Regions from separate parts of the Mus musculus genome. Here region 2 is linked to region 1. Evidence: chromatin loops called from intact Hi-C (ENCODE). Cell type or tissue: left cerebral cortex. All regions are shown on one strand. Each heading gives the region's core, and the rest is flanking DNA. Links, peaks and the distances in the headings are about the cores only.

Region 1 (11,008 bases), core at 1,878-9,877:
ATGTAGCCTTGCATGGCACTGGAGTGATGTTATTACCACAAATGAGGAGTATTTCCTTATATTTGGCATGTGAATTCTTCCTCCATTTTGTACTCTTAGACAGTGAGTTCTGCAAAGCTGGAAAAGGGTTACACATGGACTCTTTCAGGAAAATGGAAGCTAAAGTGCTCCTCAGACATTTAATAAGCTAGGGCAAGAATCCCAGAAAACACTGTCCATGGTGGCTAGGGACTATCTAACTTTACTGTATATTTAAAAATAAGAGGCTAATGACAACATTTATAAACTCTTCTAGCAAAGGCAAAGATGAATGAGAAAGCTTGCCAAAATTCAGGGCCCCTTCCACATGTAAGGAATCGAGAGAAAATACTGAGGAAAACTGATTAAAAGAGTCAGAAGGAGGCACCATCTACAATATGTATTTCTTTGTTAGCACCTGAGGTACAACAGCATTTTTTTTTCAGTTTGGTGTAGTGAATACCCAGAGTGGAGCATCCTTTGTTAGAGGTGTCATGGGCTAGCTGTCGCATGCATTGTGAGATTTGAGTAGTATCCATAGCTTCTACCACGAGTATCTAGACGGGAGACAATGGTTGAGAATTTACTTGTATTTAGGAGACTCTTTCAACATGAATGAGATATGCAACACATAAATACTTTTCTAAAAATCTGGTTTCAACGTGCAAGGAATTGTTAACCACACCCACAGAAGGTCCTCAGAAACATCTGGCTCACATTTGGCAATTCTGGGAATGTGTGATCGAGGATTCCAGCTCCTGGGAAATCTAAAGCTGTCTTATGGTTCATTCTTCTCATGGTCTAAGGTAACCACTTCCTCTTTTAAATCTAATCAGAGAATGAATAAAAGAACTCTCAACTCAGTCAAGCTGGGCCATGTAGCTCATGTGCATCCCTTGGTCAGTGACAGTGACTTCCAGGATAAAACATATTGACTGGTATAAGGCAATTAGTACCATTTCTGGATGAAGATAAAGTGAGTAGGTAAGAGAAGAATAGCCTAAGCTGGCAAGATAGCTCAGAGGGTAAAGGCATTTGCCATCAAGCTTTGTGACCATAGGTCAAGTCTTGGAATCCAAATGGTAGAGAGAACTGATTCCCACAAGTTGTCATCTGACTTCCATACCTGTTCCGTGGCACACAAATACATACATACATACATACATACATACATACATACATACATACAGTTTTAATAGAAAGAAATAGAGATACAAGAAAATTTGTATCACATTTGGAAGACAAAGGTGAGAAAGGGCTTCAAAGATGCCAATAACTCTCCCTGATATGGCTATTTTTTAAATGTCTGCCTCATCAAATTTATAACTGAAAAGCAAAAATAAAGTTAATGTGTTTTGATATTGACAAGATAATTGCAGGAAGGCTTTCTTTTTTATGTTTTTTCCTGTTTTTAATTAGGTATTTTCTTCATTTACATTTCCAATGCTATCCCAAAAGTCCCTATGCCCTCCCCCCACTCTCCCCCCCCCCCCAACTTCTTGGTCCTGGCATTTCCCTGTACTTAGGCATATAAAGTTTGCACGACCAATGGGCCTCTCTTTCCACTGATGGCCAACTAGGCCATCTTCTGATACATATGCAGCTAGAGACATGAGCTCCGGGGGGTACTCGTTAGTTCATATTGTTGTCCCACCTATAGGTTTGCAGATCCCTTTAGCTCCTTGGGTACTTTCTCTAGCTCCTCCATTGGGGGCCCTGTGTTCCATCCAATAGCTGACTGTGATCAGCAGGAAGGCTTTCTTAAATTAATATTTTTTAAAATGATTATCAATTAATGTATTACCATAATTCATAGTGTGGTACCAACTAATTGACTTCTGGTGTGCTGCATGTATTTAAACAAAAAAAATCCGAATGTGCTACACTGAGATGGTTTGGAAGTAAAATGTTTACTGTGCATGATCATTTTCCTTCTCTTTTCAGACAGGGTCACTGAGCAGCCTCCTGCTCTCTATGTAGCCTTGAATGGCTGGTCGTATTGCCTTATAAGAATGCGCCACCACACTGACTAGATGGCCATCTTTTAACTCTGTAAGTGTATCACTCCATGTTGTTTTCTCCTTTGAAGATAACAACAATCTAAACTTGAGACCCATCTGTACAGAAGCCTGCCTCAGTGGACCTCTCAGTCATCACCCAGATTCTCACCACTCTGTGTGTCTTTTGTTCCGTTAGCTTTATGAGTAAGCTTTCAAAGACACTCACAGAATTCGCGCTCGAAGGGTGAGATGAAATATAAATACTTCCGCCTGAAGTGTACTCAGAAAAGTAAATTCCCTGTTAGGGAGAATTATTTAACAGACAATTTCCATGGAGGTGAGTACACAGCAGCGTAAAGAGCTTTAGAGATTGGGAAAAGGCGAAAGTTAAGCTGAGCTCCCTGGAGGATTGTGGAGAACAGTTTACTTTAAATATGCTAAAATGTTAGGGCATTATCTTTCTAATAAGATGAGATCAAAGAAGAATCAACAAACTGAACTAAGAAAATAGATGCACTTTCAGAGTTCAAAAGTTCAGCAGCAATGCCTGCTGGCTTCCTGCTGGCTTCAGCTAGGGTTGTCAAAAATGTTCACTGTTTCCTGGAAAGCTGAGAGAGAGAAGATAGTAAACATTCTGTTGATATTTCTTTTTTTTTTCCATTTTTTATTAGGTATTTAGCTCATTTACATTTCCAATGCTATACCAAAAGTCCCCCATGCCCACCCACCCCCACTCCCCTACCCACCCACTCCCCCTTTTTGGCCCTGGCATTCCCCTGTACTGGGGCATATAAAGTTTGCGTGTCCAATGGGCCTCTCTTTCCAGTGATGGCCGACTAGGCCATCTTTTGATACATATGCAGCTAGAGTCAAGAGCTCCGGGGTACTGGTTAGTTCATAATGTTGTTCCACCTATAGGGTTGCAGATCCCTTTAGCTCCTTGGCTACTTTCTCTAGATCCTCCATTGGGAGCCCTGTGATCCATCCATTAGCTGACTGTGAGCATCCACTTCTGTGTTTGCTAGGCCCCGGCATAGTCTCACAAGAGACAACTACATCTGGGTCCTTTCGATAAAATCTTGCTAGTGTATGCAATGATATTTCTAAGCATAGAGCTTCAGTTTAGCTTCCACATGAGCTGTGCTCCAAGCACTCAGGTTGGGAGCTATGTACTTAAGACTCTGTTTGCCATTTCTCTAGGGACAATGAGTCAGCTGAGCGGCTGAAGCACAAATTTCTGTCTTAACGGTGCTATGAAACTTCAGCTCCATGTTACAATGATCCCATGAGAAAGAAAAAGGTATTTCAAATCCCAACTAGAATGGCATAGATATATTTCCCATCAAAGGAGGGATACTTTGATCTCAAGGCTCTGGGCCAAGGACTTAAGGTGTGTTATGAATTGAATATGAAAGAGGCTTATGTGTTGAAGACATGGTCTCTGGCCAGTAGTATTATTTAGGACACAGGTAGAGACTTGGCAAGTAGATTCTAGCTGGAGGAAATGGTTCCCTGGGGTGTACCTTTGAAGGTTGTGCTGGCTGCCACCTGGAATGGTTAGCCTTGGATGTCAACTTGGATCTGGAATTAACTAAATTAACTAAAATTGACTGGAATTCCAAAAAATGTAGGACACACCTGTGGGGGACTTTTGCTTAATGTGAAGTAGGATGATCCACTTAAAATCCAAATCTGTAACAGAGAAAGACATGCCTTTAATCCAGATCCTGAGATGGAAAGACACCTACCCATTTGACCTCCAAGCCTTGTTACCAAGTCTATCCCTTCACTGACATAAGAGCTTATGTTTTTGGAATTGAAGACCAACGGAGACAACTAGTGTCATGGACTGAACAAGTCCTAGGTTCTTAGATATTCTATCAGAGCCAGCCATTGATGAAGAAACTGGACTGAGGGAGTAAATCTTTTTTGGGGGATGGGGTGAGGGGAACGAGTTCAAGACAGGGTTTCTCTGTGTAGCCCTGGCTGTCCTGGAACTCACTCTGTAGACCAGGCTGGCCTCAAACTCAGAAATCCGCCTGCCTCTGCCTCCTAAGTGCTGGGATTAAAGGCATGTGCCACCAGTGTCGACAAAGATTTATTTATTTATTTTATGTATCTGAGTACACAGTACTTGTCTTCAGACAGGCCAGAAGAGGGTGTCAGATTACATTGCAGCTGGTTGTGAGTAACCATGTGGTTGTTGTAAGTCATTCTAAGAAACCTCCTCTCTATATAGAGAGATTCATTCTGTAAGTTCTGTACTCTGGAAAACAGAATAGATGACCATCGGCCTCCCACTACTCTCCTGGCCTCTATCTCCTAGACCTGTAAAGCCAAAGCTGACACTTTTGTTGCTTTTGTCATGCATCATGCCGTGGAGCCAAGGGAAGTCACTGATACACCTATGAGACCATATTAAATCCTTCCTTGGGATTTCTCCCTGATATTTTTGCTATAGTACTAAGAACAAGAAACTCCATAAGAAATGTGGGAATTAAAGGCAGTTAAAGATAAACATTTCTGGAACCCATGGGCTCCCTCTCCTCACACCCCACTCCTTACCCACAAAACCCAGAACCATTTTCAAATCAGTGCTTGACAACCTTGGGGTTCTTTCATGTCCAGGCTTTAAGTAACACGATGCCTGGCCCATCTTTCTTACTTTCCATTCTTTATAAAGTAAACAGGTCAGCATTCTGAGACTTTCCTAAAGGATGGTGATTTAGAAAGCAGTGAAGAGCATCTACTGGAAACAGTATGCCCACCACAGATTTCTTTTTCCCATTTCCTTTTTTTTTTCCTTTGTCTGATGTGCCAACTAGTAAAAATGCCAGTAATTAAAAACTACCAGCTTTTCTCAGTGTCTGGCTAGAATCAGTGTATTATAGCCACACAGACTAGAGATGTTTAATGGGTCTTCTAAAACTGTCAAGCCTCTAAGAAATAGTTTGTGCCACAGACAGACTGTATATTAAAATATATTTCCCAGAGGCTGGCTTTTAAGTGGTTAAGATTGATTTGGGTGTTATACAATTTGAAGATGAAATAACAGATAAATCTGGAAATTTAATGCAACTGAAAATAGATATCATCCATCAGATCTGGAACTGATTCTGGTAGATCACCAACAAAACTTACTAAAAGAACCAAAAAAAAAAAAATAAAAAATAAAGAGACAAAATAGGAAATGGCCCCCTCAAATAAAGAAAAGAGACAAAGACTCAGAGAAACCTACAAAGAAAAACAATTGGTAATGAAAAGGAACAAAGAGGGCAGAGGTGGCTTTGAGAAAGGCCAGGGTTGTTTTTTCTTCCACTTCTAAAATCATACCAGTATTTGGCAAGCAATGTGTGGATTTCAGTAAGAACAAAGCAGGTGATCCAACTTGTATTCAAGCCCCAAATCAGGCCAGTGTGCATGGAATTCTGTAGTAACACGGGATATGATGCCCACAGCATCAGTCAGATAGTCTTGACTGTACCTTGACCACCTGTGAAAGCTGATGTTGAGTTCCTATGGGGAATGACATGAAAACTATTGACCTGACTCAATCAGTTGTCTCACACAGAGCACTAAAATGCTGACCATGCATTAAATAAATTATTCGGAAGACTAAGAAGAGGACTCTGGTCAGGCCAGTTTTCTGGAATATTCTCATGAGAGGAAGCATAATGTGTGTCATACACCACAAGAAATTCAAGAAGGTTGTCTTCTTTCTTCTCTATTCTTAATAGTGCACCTCAAGTTCAGGGTGTGAAAGTTCAAATACAAAAAAAAAATGCTAGGAGATTTCTGAACTATGAAGCATTCAACTTCATTCTAAAATCTTTTGTAGCATATAGAAATTGTTCTCAAGACAACTTATAGCTGGCTTCCCAGAATTCAGACAAGAGGCAGAGTCTCTCTCTAGAGGGAGACCACAAGAGGGCACTGTGTAGGTGGTTTTCTAATGCACTTGTGGTTGGATCTTGGGGGAAAAGCCAGCTAGCACTTCAGAGTAACCTTGTATAGGAAGCAATTAAGCATGTTAGCAAGGCTCATTCTATTGCCCAGTTTTTGCAACTATGATCATTTCTTTACTTTTTTTTTCTGCTACCCACAATATAGAAATCCAACAACCACAACACTCAAAACTACTAACTGCTCAACCAGAGAAGGAAAGAGCCACTTTGGTTAGGTGAGAGAAAATGTCCTGCGGTTGTTGGTCCTTCGCACTGTGGGCAGCTGAGAACAAACAATGATCTCAGGCACAAGAACAACAGGGCCATGGGCACCCTGAATGTTACCTAAATCATACATAATGTTCTACATTAGGTACTTTACTGATGGCATTTCATTGATCCTGAAAATAAAACTGGAAAGTAGAACAGGGGAGATGCTGCAATTATCTGTTACATAGGACCTTACTCCTTTTAACTGAGCAACAATTTTTAAAGAACACAGCACTAACGAAACATGAATTCCAGATTTCTATCTGTAACATTTAATTATCTGGATTATGGCTCATCAATTATGTGGAATACAGGGTGCCTAAGAAGTGTTAGAAATCGATGTCATGCTATAACATGCAAAAAAGGATTCAGGATCTCAATGTAGGACCCAGGGGCCTGACTAAATGACTGATTGACTCTGTAACCTTGGGAAGTTCACATACTTCTGGACCTGAACTAATTTATTCTCAGGTTTGTGGGGCTGAAATGTTTGCAGTGTGGGAACAAGCTTGCCAGTCAAAGCTTCCAATTCAAAATAGCCCCAGCTAGAATTGCTGCTTCATCATTCAACAAAGTGGGTTTAAGTTATTTAGCATTCTGGGTGTTAATTTCCACATGTGAAATGAGATTCAGCCGTGGGGACTCAACCTTCATGTGAGCCTAGAGGTCCCTAACTCTACCTAGCCACCATCCAAAGCCATTCCTCCCGATCTCACCTCCATCCCTTTCAGACTCCCCACCTACTGCTGAACAGCCCTTTACTGGATCCCACAGCTGAGACACAGATCCATGGATCACTGAACACTCACCATCGAAGATTCTTCTTGCACTAGATGGGAATTATCACAGAGACCACTGGACAATGTTCAGGAAGTGAGGAGCTATGGAGCACTCAACAATAAATAACACATCTGTAACATACCTTTCGACTCAAGGCTCAGGAATCTATAGTGAAGAGGAGATAGAGAGGTTGTAAGGGCCAAATATGGTGGATGATTCTAAGAAAACTGTCTTTCAGACAGAACAGACCTGATGCACCTATGGACTCCCAGGTACTCTGGAAGCATGTCTAAGACCTGCACAGATTCAAGCCACACAAAATCCTAGCAGAGACCAAGGGAAGCAGGTGCAAAGTCTCATCCCCAATCAAGAACCTGTTTGCAATTGATAATATTGGGACAAAAAAAAATCAGTCACTTTAATGGAGTGAAACTGTATATTAACCACTCCCATGGGTGGCTATATACTTGAAAATAACTGGCCAACACAGAATTGGCTTAATCTTTACTGTGTTGGGTTTGGTTTGGTTTTTGGGTGGGGGTGTTGCCTATTTTTGGTATGTATGGGGCAGTGGTTCTCTCTTTTTTGTTTTTTGCTTTGTTTGTTTGGGGGTTTAGCTTTTGTGTTTTGCTGTTGTTTTGGGAAAGAGAAGGAATATGAAATTCAGTTGGTGGAAGATCTGGGAAGAATTTGAAGAAAAGGACAAATATATATTATTAAATGTCATTTGACCATGTCCAATGTGGCCAAATAGTTTCCTGTTTAAAGGAAAGTATATACAGTATTGAATGTGAAATGTTTAGAGTACTTCCCAGTATATATGAAATACTGCACCCCCAAATGCTATTCTCACTAATGGGGTTGTAACCTGTGCTTCTTTGTTGGACTTTCTTAGAGAATTGAACATGGCTGTAGATTGTATTGCAAATTTGGGCTCACACACTCATCATGTGCTACTTCTATTTTAATATATTTTGTAAGTAATGGCTTAGTGTTTAAGCCCTCTCCCTTTCCTGCTCCATAGCAAAGAGAGGCAGGTCTAGACAAAAGTTAAAGCAGACACCCAAAATACAGGATAAGTGACTTAAAGCCACAGCTGGGATGAATGTCTGAGCGCTATCTACTATTCCAAATGGGTTTTGGCTGGCAGTAATGGCCTCAGTCCAGGAGGCATCCTGGCAATCCATGTAATATTTCAACTGTTGATTTCAGTTTGGCAGCTGTACACAAAGGTCACTGATCCAGACTTCAGGTCATTTTCAACACAGGGCCAAGATTCAATGATCCTTAGAAGCCAGAGTCATAAATGAAACAAATCACCTAATTGTAAAAATAAAATAAAGAGGCAATTATTAACAATTTTTAAATATGTCTCCAAATTCAACTGATCCCATGTTGTTTTGATGTTGCCTTCAATTAGAGGGTCTCTTAGGTTTAGGGGAAGGGGTGCAAAGAGGCCCACCATAATGTCCAGCTTCTCCAATAGTCTTACACAAATGCCTAAGAATAGTCAGGTAAAAAATGCCATAATAATAAAGATTCCTAGCAGGTCTAAAATGAGAAGTGGAGGAGGGTTTTTACTTCATGTCAGAGTGTGGAATAAAACTGAAAACCACAATCAGAAAAGCAAGCAAACAGTTGAGCAGATATCCAGTCTAGAGATGGCCATCTGGTGTGTTCATACACTCTTTCATCACAATATGAGGGTTCTCCTTGCAAATGAAAGCTTCATTAGGATTCTTTTGGAAAATAATGACAAAGAGAACATGACAAAATAAGTCACACTGAAATTTACTAGAAAGGGAGACAGTTGCAGTCAAGGCACAGTAGGAAAATGAGATCAGAGAAATCGTAATAGAATTTTGAAGATTTTTACTACAAACAAACAAAAAATAAAAATTAGCGAACTGTTTATTATGTTCAATAATGTATGAAATCAATATAAAGAAACAAGAATTATTACACATCAAAACACAGATCAAAATAAAGAGATGAGGTGAAGGCATTATAAAAATACAAAGTCAGTTCAAGAATGTGTTTATTTTCAAAACCAAGGCTGTAACATTGGGGATAATAGTCAAGATAACTGACTGCATATAGGATAATCCTTGTAAATGTCTGTTTTAGCTCAACAATGTCCTATATAGGTGGTTTCTGTTATTATCTAATAAAACAGTTTGGGGATCAAAAGGCTATGCTTCATGAACTTGGCTCCTTCAGTTTTATGATGCTGCCAACTTAAACACATAAATTCCAAGGATGCCCTGAAGGAGGAAATGAGTAAGTGGCTGTTCATGGTTGATTTTTATGGACTGGCCCTAGAAGCATATGTCACGCTTCTCCCTATATTTTATTCACAAGAATCTAGTGAAGCCACCTACTTCAGTTTGACTACGAAACCGTCTATCAGTACATCCCAGAAGAAAAAGAAATTAAAGATACCATTATCTCTGCTCCAATCCTACTGTCTGCAGGACCTCTATTTGACTTGACATCTTCCACATAGAATACATAAATATATCTACCCAATGTAGACTTCAGATGTCCCACACATTCATAGCAGCCAGGTTAAAGGTCAAGAAATCCTGGTGACACAGAGTCAGTCTGATTTTGGTCTTTATTATCATGGCATTTTTTTACCTGACTATTCTTGGGCATTTGTGTAAGACTATTGGAGAAGCTGGACATTATAGTGGTCCTCTTTGCACCCCTTCCCCTAAACCTAAGAGACCCTCTAATTGAAGGCAACATCAAAACAACATGGGATCAGTTGAATTTGGAGAAATACTTAAAAATTGTTAATAATTGCCCCTTTATTTTATTTTTACAATTAGGTGATTTGTTTCATTTATGACTCTGGCTTCTAAGGATCATGGAATCTTGGCCCTGTTTTGAAAATGACCTGAAGTCTGGATCAGTGACCTTTGTGTCACTATATAGTCTAGTGACAAATAAATTGAGAAAAGAAATCTAGCTTCCTCCACTGAGTACATGTTGGTGAATTGGAAACCATGTGACTGCAATGAGCATTCTCATTCAGAGAAGGGGCAGGAGGAAACATGGAATAGTTGTTGGTATACAAAGCAATTCTGAAACCCCATCAAGTAGACATCACATAGCCAAGCCTGTTCTTTAGGAAGGACACGGTCTTCTCATTATTCCTCTGGTGCTTGCTCATATCAGTTGGGATTGTTGGTTTATCCATACTCAAATATTCAATAAAATTCTGCCGTTTTTGCTCATTGGAGACAGAAATTTGGGAAATTCACTTTCTGCTTCTTGTAAAGATCTAATTATTCTTCCAAGGTTTAGTCAACACATTTTGGTCTTGGCTTATTGCTTTTATTGGGTTTTTTAATTGCTTATTCTGATTAATATGATATGTAGTAAATATAACTAAGTTATTTACAAAACCATGTCTCAGATCTGATATATTTATTTGTAAATTTTGCCAATAGGTCACTCCAAAAATAGCAATGTTCTTGTAGAATCTGGCTTATTTAGCAAGGCTACTTCTCTGGTACAAACGTATTGTTTAAATTATCCATGTAACATATTTCTAATATGGAATGGTATTATTTTAAATTAGTTTCTTTTGCTCATTAAACCCTTCATTCTAATTGGCATCAAGTCTTATTTCCAGTTGTTTCAGATATAGAAAACAATCAACTTTCCAAGCTTTCAATAACTATTTTTATAGATGGTTTCCACCCATTTCACTAGCAAGTAGATCAGACCCTTATCTATGCCAACCCCAGTTAATTAATATCTGTCAGTAAACACTAGCAAGTATATCAGTTCTTTATCTCTACCAACCCAAGTTAATATAACGCAGTGCACACCTAACAATTTCATTATTTTTTTTCAGATGGGTCAACTGAACATTCTTCACAGTGCATCGGTGAACACTTTACTGCAAACATCATCAGCATCTTGTAAAAATTCCCTATCTCTAGTCCCCAAATCCACTTCCATGAACTCTATGAATGTTAACCC
Region 2 (11,008 bases), core at 2,011-10,010, 240 kb after region 1:
AGAGAGGTTCCCACGCAGGCAAGAGTCCTTAGTCTGGTCTGTGGCTGGAGCACAGGAAGGCATTCCATCGGGAGATTAGAAATGGCTGATTAGAAGAAAGCCTATCCCATGTCCAAGCACAGCAGGCCTTGATGAACAGAGACAGTCTATGGTTTTAGAGCTTTATTGTAGAAAGGCAGGGAGAAAGGAGAGAAGGTGGAGAGAGAGAGAGAGAGATGGAGGGGGGGAGGAGAGGGAAAGGGAGAGAGGGGGACAGGGGAGGGGGAGGGGGAGAGAGGGAGAGAGAGAGAGAGAGAGGGAGAGAGAGAGAGGGAGAGGGGGAGAGGGAGAGACAGAGAGGGAGAGGGAGGGGGAGAGGGAGAGGCCATGGCCAAGAGGAGGGAAGGGGAAGAGAGAGAGAAAGAGGAAAGGCTAGAAAGTAAGAAAGAGAGAGTAAGAGAGTGAGAAGAGAGGATGAGGAGAGGAGAGAGTAAGGTAGGGCCAAGCAGCCCCTCTTACAATGGGCTGCTATCTTTACTGTTGCTAGGTAACTGGAGAGGAGTCTAGCCTGAACGTCAGAAGCTTGGGACATTGTCTATGTGACTACTAGACACGCTTCTCCTGTGGAGGCTGTGGGGGCTGTGGGGGCGGTAAATTCCACAGGAGCCTTGAGTCCAGGAGACATGAGGGAATGTCTACCGTCCCGTCCCATGTAGTTGAATTATCACCACTGGGTCCCGGGGTTCCACACCTCAGTTCAACTGGAGACCAGCCTGTCTGTGAATAGCCCATTGCCCCACAAGTATTCTGTTAGCAGCCTTCAGATGAAGATACAGAACTCTCAGCTCCTCTTTCACCATGCGTGCCTGCATGCTGCCATGTCCCACCTTGATAATAATGGACTGAATCTCTGAACCTATAAGCTAGCCTCAATTAAATGTTGTCCTTATCAGAGTTGCCTTGGTCATGGTGTCTGTTCACCGCAGTAAAACCCTAACTAAGGCAGTCATGTAAGTGCTATAAATACCAGCAGCCGGTTAGTAGTCAGTGCCTAAAAGCTCTAAAAGAAAAACATTATTTAGACATCTGGGATGTTCTTTAGATGTTTTCAGTGACCTGGAGAATAAATTATGAAGAGAAATATTGGAAAGCCATTGCTTCTGAAAGCATAGGAAGGAGGATAGAGCACGTTTAACTAAACGCTTAATCAGATTTCTAGATTTTTACCTATATGGTTAGTTTTAATGATATAGCAAATGATAGGAGAGATTTACCAGCAGGATAAATATCTAATTTTCCCACGGTCATCAGTAGGTTTTGTACACAATTTGATTGTTAGGGGATAATTCAATCTCCAGACAGCCTATGCCCTGAACTCCCATACAGCTATATTTCCTAGCACCTGGACTTTGTAGATTTCCCCAGCAGTCCTTTGCTGAGTAAGTGTATTGTACACATAGAGTTGGGGGACTGAAATGACAAACAGTGGCAAATGGCAAAGGAGCATTTGATGGGAGTCTCCAATGTTCTGCCTAAGATTTTGAGATTAATTTATGTTTTTAAAAAAGTCTTTGTGTTATTCCCCATGATTACTTTTTATAGAAATTAATGTGGCCAGCAAAGTTATGCCAGTCTAAGTTTAGAAGATAAATTATGGATGCTGGAATGAAAGCAAAACAGAAGAATCATCCAATACAACAACACTATAGAAATTAACCTTGCATCAAGCCAGGAACACACTGTTTGTAAATGGTTAGGCTTCTGTGTCCTTCTGTGCAACATTAATGAGAGGGGAAAAAAATCACCCTTACGTGATTAAGTACTATCTTTGTTACCTGCTTAAATTAAGACTAAAATAGTCCTTTTAATGGGAGCTTAAAGATATCTATGTTCAACACTGGATATAGCTTGTGCACAGTGAGTATCTAATGGATTTTTTTTAAAAAAAAATTGTACTCCTACTGCATAATCTACATAGTCAGTAGAAAATGATCACAAATAAATATGAGTCTAATAACATTTTGGTAAGATGAGAACACAATTAGTGGCTTAAAGCACTGGAGCCAAATCTCCTTGAGGTCTCTGGAGCGCACGGTTTATAAGAGGCTTCATGAATCCATTCAGTGTGTTTCTATGCTACATTACCCCTGGGAACTCTGCATGAGAAATCCTTGCTTTTCTTTTGTTTTGTTTTTTAGCATCCATGTGCCTTGGCCAGGTGATGATGTCATTCCAACCTGAATGAAGGTTGTCATCATGGCCTCTAGTCTACCTCCATGCTCCCTTTAAATCTGCAAGGACCTATGTGGTGACTCTGGCCCACTGAGATATACAGGACAATCGCATGTCCGGATCATAGTTTGGTCAAATCTAAAATACCTTTCCAATATTCTGGCGTTAGGATACTAGTCATCACTGTTCATACCACAGGGGTGTTATCTTATTGATAATTTCCATCTCTGATGTCTAGATATGAAGACCTTCCCAATATTATATGTGCATATAATACAGAAAAGAAAATATGCATAAGCAGTTTTTAGGAACAGACAGCATGTATGAAGCATAAGTAGGCCCTGCATGGTAGGCAACCCTCATGTAAGGGCTTAACCAGTGTAGTTTGGTAGACCTTAACAAATGCACTACAAAGGTAAATTTTAGGATGCAAAAGCACTTAAAGACCAATGAGTTGAATAATTCATTTGTTGGGCGCATAAAAAGACAAAGGTAGAACAGATTAAAAACAAACAAACAAAAAGACCTGAGTGAAATTAACAGGCTTCTCCTTCCATTCCTCTTTTGACATGAGCTTCTGTGGTGTGTAGTTATTGTTTTCTGTTTTTATTGAGAGGAAAGCAAACTAAACTACCATGTTAACTTTCTCCAAATGAGGAATGGCCTTGTATTCTCGACACCTCTTAAGTTTTCTAGGTTAATGAGATCTTGGCAAATGTATCATTATTTACCTGTATAATAACCACTAATCATAATGCATAAAATTATCCCACATAATGTTGCATTAATACACATTATTCACCACTGAAAATCTTACTTACAAGCTAAAGTAAGAAGGAAAAAGACACCATAGTGTCACGCTAACTACAATAGAATCAAAGGTGTTTATGCAATACTCAAAACTGTTACAGTCTCCATTTCTAAAATGAGAACTGACACACTATCCTGGGAGGTGTGTGTGTGTGCACGCGCACGCATGCACATATGTATATATACATATGTAATGCATACATATATATTATATATACAATGTCCAAGTAAAACAAAATTTGGGGAAGTCCTGTTCAAAGAAGCAGAATGCCACATAATATAATCTCTCTCATTTTCCTAAGGCATCTATAGTCTTCCAGAAGCTTCCTATAGAAGTGTTCATCAGGCTTATTAAACCCTATTTGAAATATAAAGTAAAATTCTACCTCAGAGCAATGTTACAGTAAATAGAGCCACTCATGGTTAATGGTAATGGGATAAAATGCAGCGGAAAATGCCTTAGAAAGACTGCTGAGAGAGAAAGCATGGGTACTCAATCACAGGCAGCATTTCACTTGCCCTGGTGCTTTACAGCAGATCTAGAATATCTAGCTCTCTTCAAATCTTTGATTGCTTTTTAGTGCCGGATAGGAAAAGCTGAAATGCATCTGATGCCTAAGCATCTAGCAAATGAAGCATCTAAAAACAAAAGCAGACAGAGTCCTACTGTGGAAAGCATTACACAGGAGAACATTCTGAGGTCTTACTGTAACAAAACTTTTGCTGTATCTTTGGAAGCTTACAAAGTATACTCCAATGAGTCTCCTCCCTTGTACTTTATCACTAAAGCCAAAAGCACAGAAATGTATAGGTTTTTGTTTTTAAATTTTTCTTTAGTCTAAAAGTAATAAACTCATACAAACCTATTTACAGTCAAGACCTCTGGCATATGGTGTAACTATTTCCATGTTTTGCTGAGCGTTAACATGTTCAGTTAGATTACACAGTGCCCCTCTAAACGCTGCAAGGAAGAAGCAGCTGTACACCTAAATATGGGCTGTATTCTTTTTCAACATCCATCCAAATCTCTTGAGTTTTAGAAATACCAACATCATACCTCAAATGTGTTGAATCAGATTTTGAGCTTCTGCCTTATATTGAAATACACTTCATTGAAGTTTTATAAAATAGAATCTGTAATATGGCTACAAATAATCGCATAGCTATCCACTGAGCATTTTATTCATACTTTGTATAAGCAAACAATTGAACTGTTAATTTTGAAAGGCATCAGAAAGGGTGGATGCATGTGGCTCAGCAATACAACACTTGCTCAGCATGCATGAGGCCTGCTTCAATCCCCAGTCAACGTGCGCAAATTAAAGAATCATTGGACAGGGCGATCTACTAATAAGCAGTCTATGATCCTCACCTGGGGTTTTTTCATCCTAGAAAAACTAGATTTTTGTTTGTTTTTACAAGTTATCAAGGGTTCCATCTTTTGACATCAAAGTGCTTTAATTTGTGTGAATTAAAAAGCAAACAAAAAATTGAACAACAAAAACAAACAACAAACAAACAAACAATTCACTAGAACGTTTCCTATAGGTGCTAAATGAAGCCAAGTGTCAAGTCATCCCCTTTTTCTTTCCAAATTAAACTCTCTGCTTTTCATTGAGGCTTATCATCCTTCAAGAGTCTACTGACAGAACAGCTTCAACCATCACGAACCCTTGGAGACACTGACTCAAAAACAAGAAGAGACTGTGCGTCTTCTCAGCGCAAGAGTTCATCATTAAGTTACTAGCTGGGCTCATAGAGTTCCACCTACCAACACATGATTTTACAGAGAACAGTAGGAAAAGCAAAAGGTGACCTGAATTTAAATCCTTGAAGGAAAAAAACATATGCTTTCATGACAACACACATTTCATGAACTAGGAAAGCAAGCAAGACTTAGAACCCTGACAGCTAGAAAAGCAAAGCAATAGAAAAGCAATGGAAAACTCAGCCAAGATTTAACACATGACATAGGATGCCCTGTCCTGTCTTCCCTGTGGCAAATCTCAGTCTCTGAGAATGTTCTATATGTAAATACTGTTAAGTCCACCTAATACTTAAAAGCTATAAATTCCTCTTTCTCGTCTATTCTTCTACTGCCTGATTAGAAAGCTTGGCATTCAGTGGGGAGGGTCACTGTTAATTATATCAGTACATTTAACTGTTTTCTGCATGTAAAAGGGACCAAAAAAAATCACATTATAGGGGAAAAGCAAAACAAAACAAAAAGCAATCAGCACAGCAACAGTGCCATCTTTTGACTAAAGAAGGTAAAAAAGAAAATGGTTTTAGTTCCTCTTTCCCTAATTCCTCAAGACCTGCCAGGAGCTGAGTGACTTCCGTTTAGGTCATCACTGTACTATAATGGATGGTAAGATGTACATCCTGCTTCACCTCCAATTTCTGATGCATAGGTAACAGGATCATAGATTGCTCTTGAAAATGTAGATGTTGACTGAAAAATACTATAACTGATATGTTTATTTTTCATATTTATTTATGTCTTTCTACTGTCATTGCAGCATTAAAGCAACTATACCAAATCACTGGACATAAGTATAAGCAAAGGGCAAGAAAAAATGAAACTTACATATTCAATTAAGCAGAGAGAACACAATCTTAGCAAGCTTATCCACCTGTAGTTGTTTAGGGAAGTGGCACTATTATGAGGTGTGGCCTTGTTGAAGTACATGTGGAGAAAGTGTCTCACTATGGGGGTGGACTTTGAGAGCCTCCACCTGGCTGCCTATGAAGACAGAGTCCTCACTCTGATCAAGATATAGAATTCATATGACCTCCAGCACCATGTCTGCCTGGATGCTGCCATGCTTTCTACCATGATGACAATGAACTAAACCTCTAAATCTGTAAGCCAATTAAATATTTGCTTTTATAAGAGATGCCTTGGTCATGGTGGCTATTCACAGCAATGAAACACTACCTAAGACAGAAGCTGGTACCTGAGACTGGGGTATTGCTGTGATAGACCTGATGATGCTTTTGATTGGAGGAATGTGGATTTGGGGACTTTACAAAGCAGTGGAATGCTTTAAGTGGGGCTTACTGGGCCATAAGAACAGAAGCATGGGAAACAGTGATGCTGAGGGTGATCTGAACTCTGGAGGTCTGGCTCAAGAGGATTCATAGCAAAAGAATGTTAGAATGTAGATTAGAGACTGTTTTGTGGTATTTGAACATTGTGGCTCTTGTCTGAAGAGTCAACCTGAGGCTATGGTTAAGAGACTTAGATTAATTGCACTGACAAGGGAACTCTTTAAAAAGCCTAATTTAGACTATTATGCCCTATGGTTTACTCTTATGAAGAGCTTTGGATCAAGTGTAGCCAGATGAGAAAGAAAAAATACAAAATAAATTGTTCAAAGAGTAAAGAGGGACCAGAAGGTGGAATGATGCTAAATCCAGTGTTCAAGGATGTTAAATGAAATTAAGGTGTGGTGACCTTGGGGCAAGATCCCACACAGCTAAACTAATTGTTTATATATTTGCAGGTGAAAAAAGGACAGATATATCATGTTAGGCATTATTATTCCTGGTTATTGTTCTCATTTGGACTTTTACTCTGAACTGAACTACAATTCTGAAATGAAGGGCACACCTGTGATCCAAATCTTGAGGTTGGAAGATACAGGCTTTTGATCTAGATCCTGAGGTGTAAGTGACCATTAAAGGGTCCAGAAATGATGTTATACATCTTTAATCCCAGGAGACAAATGCAAGCAGTTCTCTGAGTTCAAGGCCTTTTATAAAGCAAGTTCTAGGACAGCCAAGCCTATGCAATGAAGGATATAACAGAACAAGAGTGCTATGTTCTGACCCCAGAAAGCATCAGAACTCAGCAGCTTAGGCCATGTGGCTCGGGCTTTAGACTCAATATTAGAAGGGACAGTTGATGCTGGATAGAAATCACTGCTAAGAAATTATCAGTGATTAAGAAGAGACTATCATCACTAAGGTGAAATCTTCCAGGAAATGTTTTCTGAAAGCACTAAGAAGCAGTGACCTCCGGCCCGGGAGCGCTTTGCCTGAGCATCGGCAGCAGACACCTTGGTTCCGGGACTCTGCCAAGAGTATTCTGCACAGGTGAGAGTGTAGAATACAGAAGCTAACAGCTTCTGGGAAGGCGGGAGCCACAGAGCTTCTAAGGCAGCCCCCTTTTTGGGCCCCAGACATCTGGCCACTTTCCCGGCCAGAGGATAGTGGTCCACCTGGCCTGGGAGCTCTTGGCCTGAGCATCAGCAGCAGACATCTTGGTTCCAATACTCCTCCGAGAGTATTCTGCACAGGTGAGAGTGTAGAATACAGAAGCTAACAGCTTCTGGGACAGGCCAAAGCAACTCAGCTTCAGGACGGGTCCTGTTTTGGGCGTTCATCTTCGGCCAGAAGGGAGTTCCTAAAGCCAGATATCTGTGCACCTCCCCTGTAAGAGGAGAGCTTGCCTGCAGAGAGTGCTCTGACCACTGACACTAGGAGAGAGCTAGTCTCCTAGGTCTGCTGATAGAGGCTAACAGAATCACCTGAGGAACAAGCTCTAAACAGAGACAACTAAATCAACTAACTACAGAGATTACCAGATGTCGAAAGGTAAACGTAAGAATCTTACTAACAGAAACCAAGACCACTCACCATCACCAGAACCCAGCACTCCCACCTTGCCCAGTCCAGGGCACCCCAACACACCCGAAAAGCTAGACCTGGATCTAAAAGCATATCTCATGATGATGGTAGAGGACATCAAGAAGGACCTTCATAACAAACTCAAACAAATACAGGCGAACACTGCTAAAGAGGTAGAAGATCTTAAAGAGGAAGCACAAAAATCCCTTAAAGAATTACAGGAATTTTGATGGGGATTGCATTGAATCTGTAGATTGCTTTTGGCAAGATAGCCATTTTTACAATGTTGATCCTGCCAATCCATGAGCATGGGAGATCTTTCCATCTTCTGAGATCTTCTTTAATTTCTTTCTTCAGAGACTTGAAGTTCTTATCATACAGATCTTTCACTTCCTTAGTTAGAGTCACGCCAAGATATTTTATATTATTTGTGACTATTGAGAAGGATGTTGTTTCCCTAATTTCTTTCTCAGCCTGTTTATTCTTTGTGTAGAGAAAGGCCATTGACTTGTTTGAGTTAATTTTATATCCAGCTACTTCACCAAAGCTGTTTATCAGGTTTAGGAGTTCTGTGGTGGAATTTTTAGGGTCACTTATATATACTATCATATCATCTGCAAAAAGTGATATTTTGACTTCCTCTTTTCCAATTTGTATCCCCTTGATCTCCTTTTGTTGTCAAATTGCTCTGGCAAGGACTTCAAGTACTATGTTGAATAGGTAGGGAGAAAGTGGGCAACCTTGTCTAGTCCCTGATTTTAGTGGGATTGCTTCCAGCTTCTCACCATATCACTTTTTGCAGATGATATGATAGTATATATAAGGGATCCTAAAAATTCCACCAGAGAACTACTAAGCTTGATATACAGCTTCAATAAAGTAGCTGGATATAAAATTAACTCAAACAAGTCAATGGCCTTCCTCTACACAAAGGATAAACAGACTGAGGAAGAAATTTGGGAAACAATACCCTTCTCAATAGTCACAAATAATATAAAATACCTTGGCGTGACTCTAACTAAAGAAGTGAAAGTTCTGTATGATGAGAACTTCAAGTCTCTGAAGAAAGAAATTAAAGAAGATCTCAGAAGATGGAAAGATCTCCCATGCTCATGGATTGGCAGGATCAACATTGTAAAAATGGCTATCTTGCCAAAAGCAATCTAGAGATTCAATGCACTCCCCATCAAAATTCCAACTCAATTCTTCAACAAATTAGAAAGAGCAATCTGCAAATTCATCTGGAATAAAAAAAAACCTAGGATAGCAAAAACTCTTCTCAAGGATAAAAGAACCTCTGGTGGAATCACCATGCCTGACCTAAAGCTGTACTACAGAGCAATTGTGTTAAAAACTGCATGGTACTGGTATAGTGAGACAAGTAGACCAATGGAATAGAATTGAAGACCCAGAAATGAACCCACACACCTATGGTCATTTGATCTTCGACAAGGGAGCAAAAACCATCCAGTGGAAATAAGACAGCATCTTCTACAAATGGTGCTGGCACAACTGGCGGTTATCATGTAGAAGAATGTGAATTGATCCATTCCTATCTCCTTGTACTAAGGTCAAATCTAAGTGGATTAAGAAACTCCACATAAAACCAGAGACACTGAAACTTACTGCAGAGAAAGTGGGGAAAACCCTCGAAAATATGGGTACAAGGGAAATAGTCCTTAATAGAACAGCAATGGCTTCTGCTGTAAGATCGAGAATTGACAAATGGGACCTCATGAAACTGCAAAGCTTCTGCAAGGCAAGAGACACAGTCAATAAGGCAAAAAGACCACCAACAGATTGGGAAAGGATCTTTACCTATCCTAAATCAGATAGGGAACTAATATCCAATATAAATAAAGAACTCAAGAAGGTGGACTTCAGAAAATCAAATAACCCCATTAAAAAATGGGGCTCAGAGCTAAACAAAGAATTCTCACCTGAGGAATACCAAATGGCAGAGAAGCACCTGAAAAAATGTTCAGCATCTTTAATCATCAGGGAAATGCAAATCAAAACAACCCTGAGATTCCACCTCACACCAGACAGAATGGCTAAGATCAAAAATTCAGGTGACAGCAGATGCTGGCGAGGATGTGGAGAAAGAGGAACATTCCTCCATTGTTGGCGGGATTGCAAGCTTGTACAACCACTCTGGAAATCAGTCTGGCAGTTCCTCAGAAAACTGCACATAGTACTACTGGAGTATCCAGCAATACCTCTCCTGGGCATATATCCAGAAGATGTTCCAACCGGTAAGAAGGACACATGCTCCACTATGTTCATAGCAGCCTTATTTATAATAGCCAGAAGCTGGAAAGAACCCAGATGCCCCTCAACAGAGGAATGGATACAGAAAATGTGGTACATTTACACAATGGAGTACTACTCAGTTATTAAAAAGAATTAATTTATGAAATTCCTAGGCAAATGGATGGACCTGGAGGGCATCATCCTGAGTGAGGTAACCCAATCACAAAGGAACTTGTACAATATGTACTCATTGATAAGTAGATATTAGCCCAGAAACTTAGGATACCCAAGATATAAGATACAATTTCTAAACGCATGAAACTCAAGAAGAATGAAGACCAAAGTGTGGACACTGTGCCCCTTCTTAGAATTGGGAACAAAACACCCATGGAAGGAATTACAGAGACAAAGTTTGGAACTGTGTCGAAAGAATGGACCATCTAGAGACTGCCATATCCAGTGTTCCATCCCATAATCAGCTTCCAAACGCTGACACTATTGCATACACTAGCAAGATTTTGCTGAAAGGACCCAGATATAGCTGTCTCATGTGAGACTATGCCAGGGCCTAGCAAACACAGAAGTGGATGCTCATAGTCAGCTATTGGATGGATCACATGGCCCCCCAATGGAGGAGCTAGAGAAAGTACCCAAGGAGCTAAAGGGATCTGCAACCCTATAGGTGGAACAACAATATGAACTAACCAGTACTCCGGAGCTCTTGACTCTAGCTGCATATGTATCAAAAGATGACCTAGTCGGCCATCACTGGAAAGAGAGGCCCATTGGACTTGTAAACTTTATATGCCCCAGTACAGGGGAATGCCAGGGCCAAAAGGTGGGAGTGGGTGGGTAGGGGAGTTGGTGGGAGGGTATGGGGGACTTTTGTGATAGCATTGGAAATGTAAATGAGGAAAATACCTAATTAAAAAAAAAAGAAGCAGTGTCCCAGAAATATACATCCTGCTGGCAACTATACTTGATAATATGTAAGAATCACTCAGATGGTACTAGTTTTGAAAGTATGAAGGGGTCATGGAGAGTAGCTGAGGCTTGGCATTGTGAGAGGCCATGAAAGGCAATTGGTAAAGGTGAACCT

The links. Hi-C counts contacts between places; a loop is a spot of excess contacts. Peaks named below come from ENCODE experiments on the same cell type or tissue, not always from the same donor. Only the 100,000 strongest peaks of a DNase experiment are listed, where the experiment ranks them.
Region 2: it touches region 1 in a loop (3-fold over the local background); 4 of 42 quality-filtered maps call a loop at or near these places.

The regions. Positions count from the first base shown.
Region 1 is chr16:62,501,320-62,512,327 of GRCm38, forward strand. No RefSeq gene overlaps it. Among named protein-coding and RNA genes, the nearest start is that of Gm24164, 64 kb to the right of the region's middle. In left cerebral cortex, for the core only: a CTCF peak has its summit at 5,943 (motif pointing right); a DNase peak (open chromatin) is centred at 5,955.
Region 2 is chr16:62,740,796-62,751,803 of GRCm38, forward strand. All of the region lies in intron 5 of Nsun3 (NOL1/NOP2/Sun domain family member 3), which reads right to left. Among named protein-coding and RNA genes, the nearest start is that of Gm52231, 9.1 kb to the right of the region's middle. In left cerebral cortex, for the core only: a CTCF peak has its summit at 5,276 (motif pointing left); a DNase peak (open chromatin) is centred at 5,202.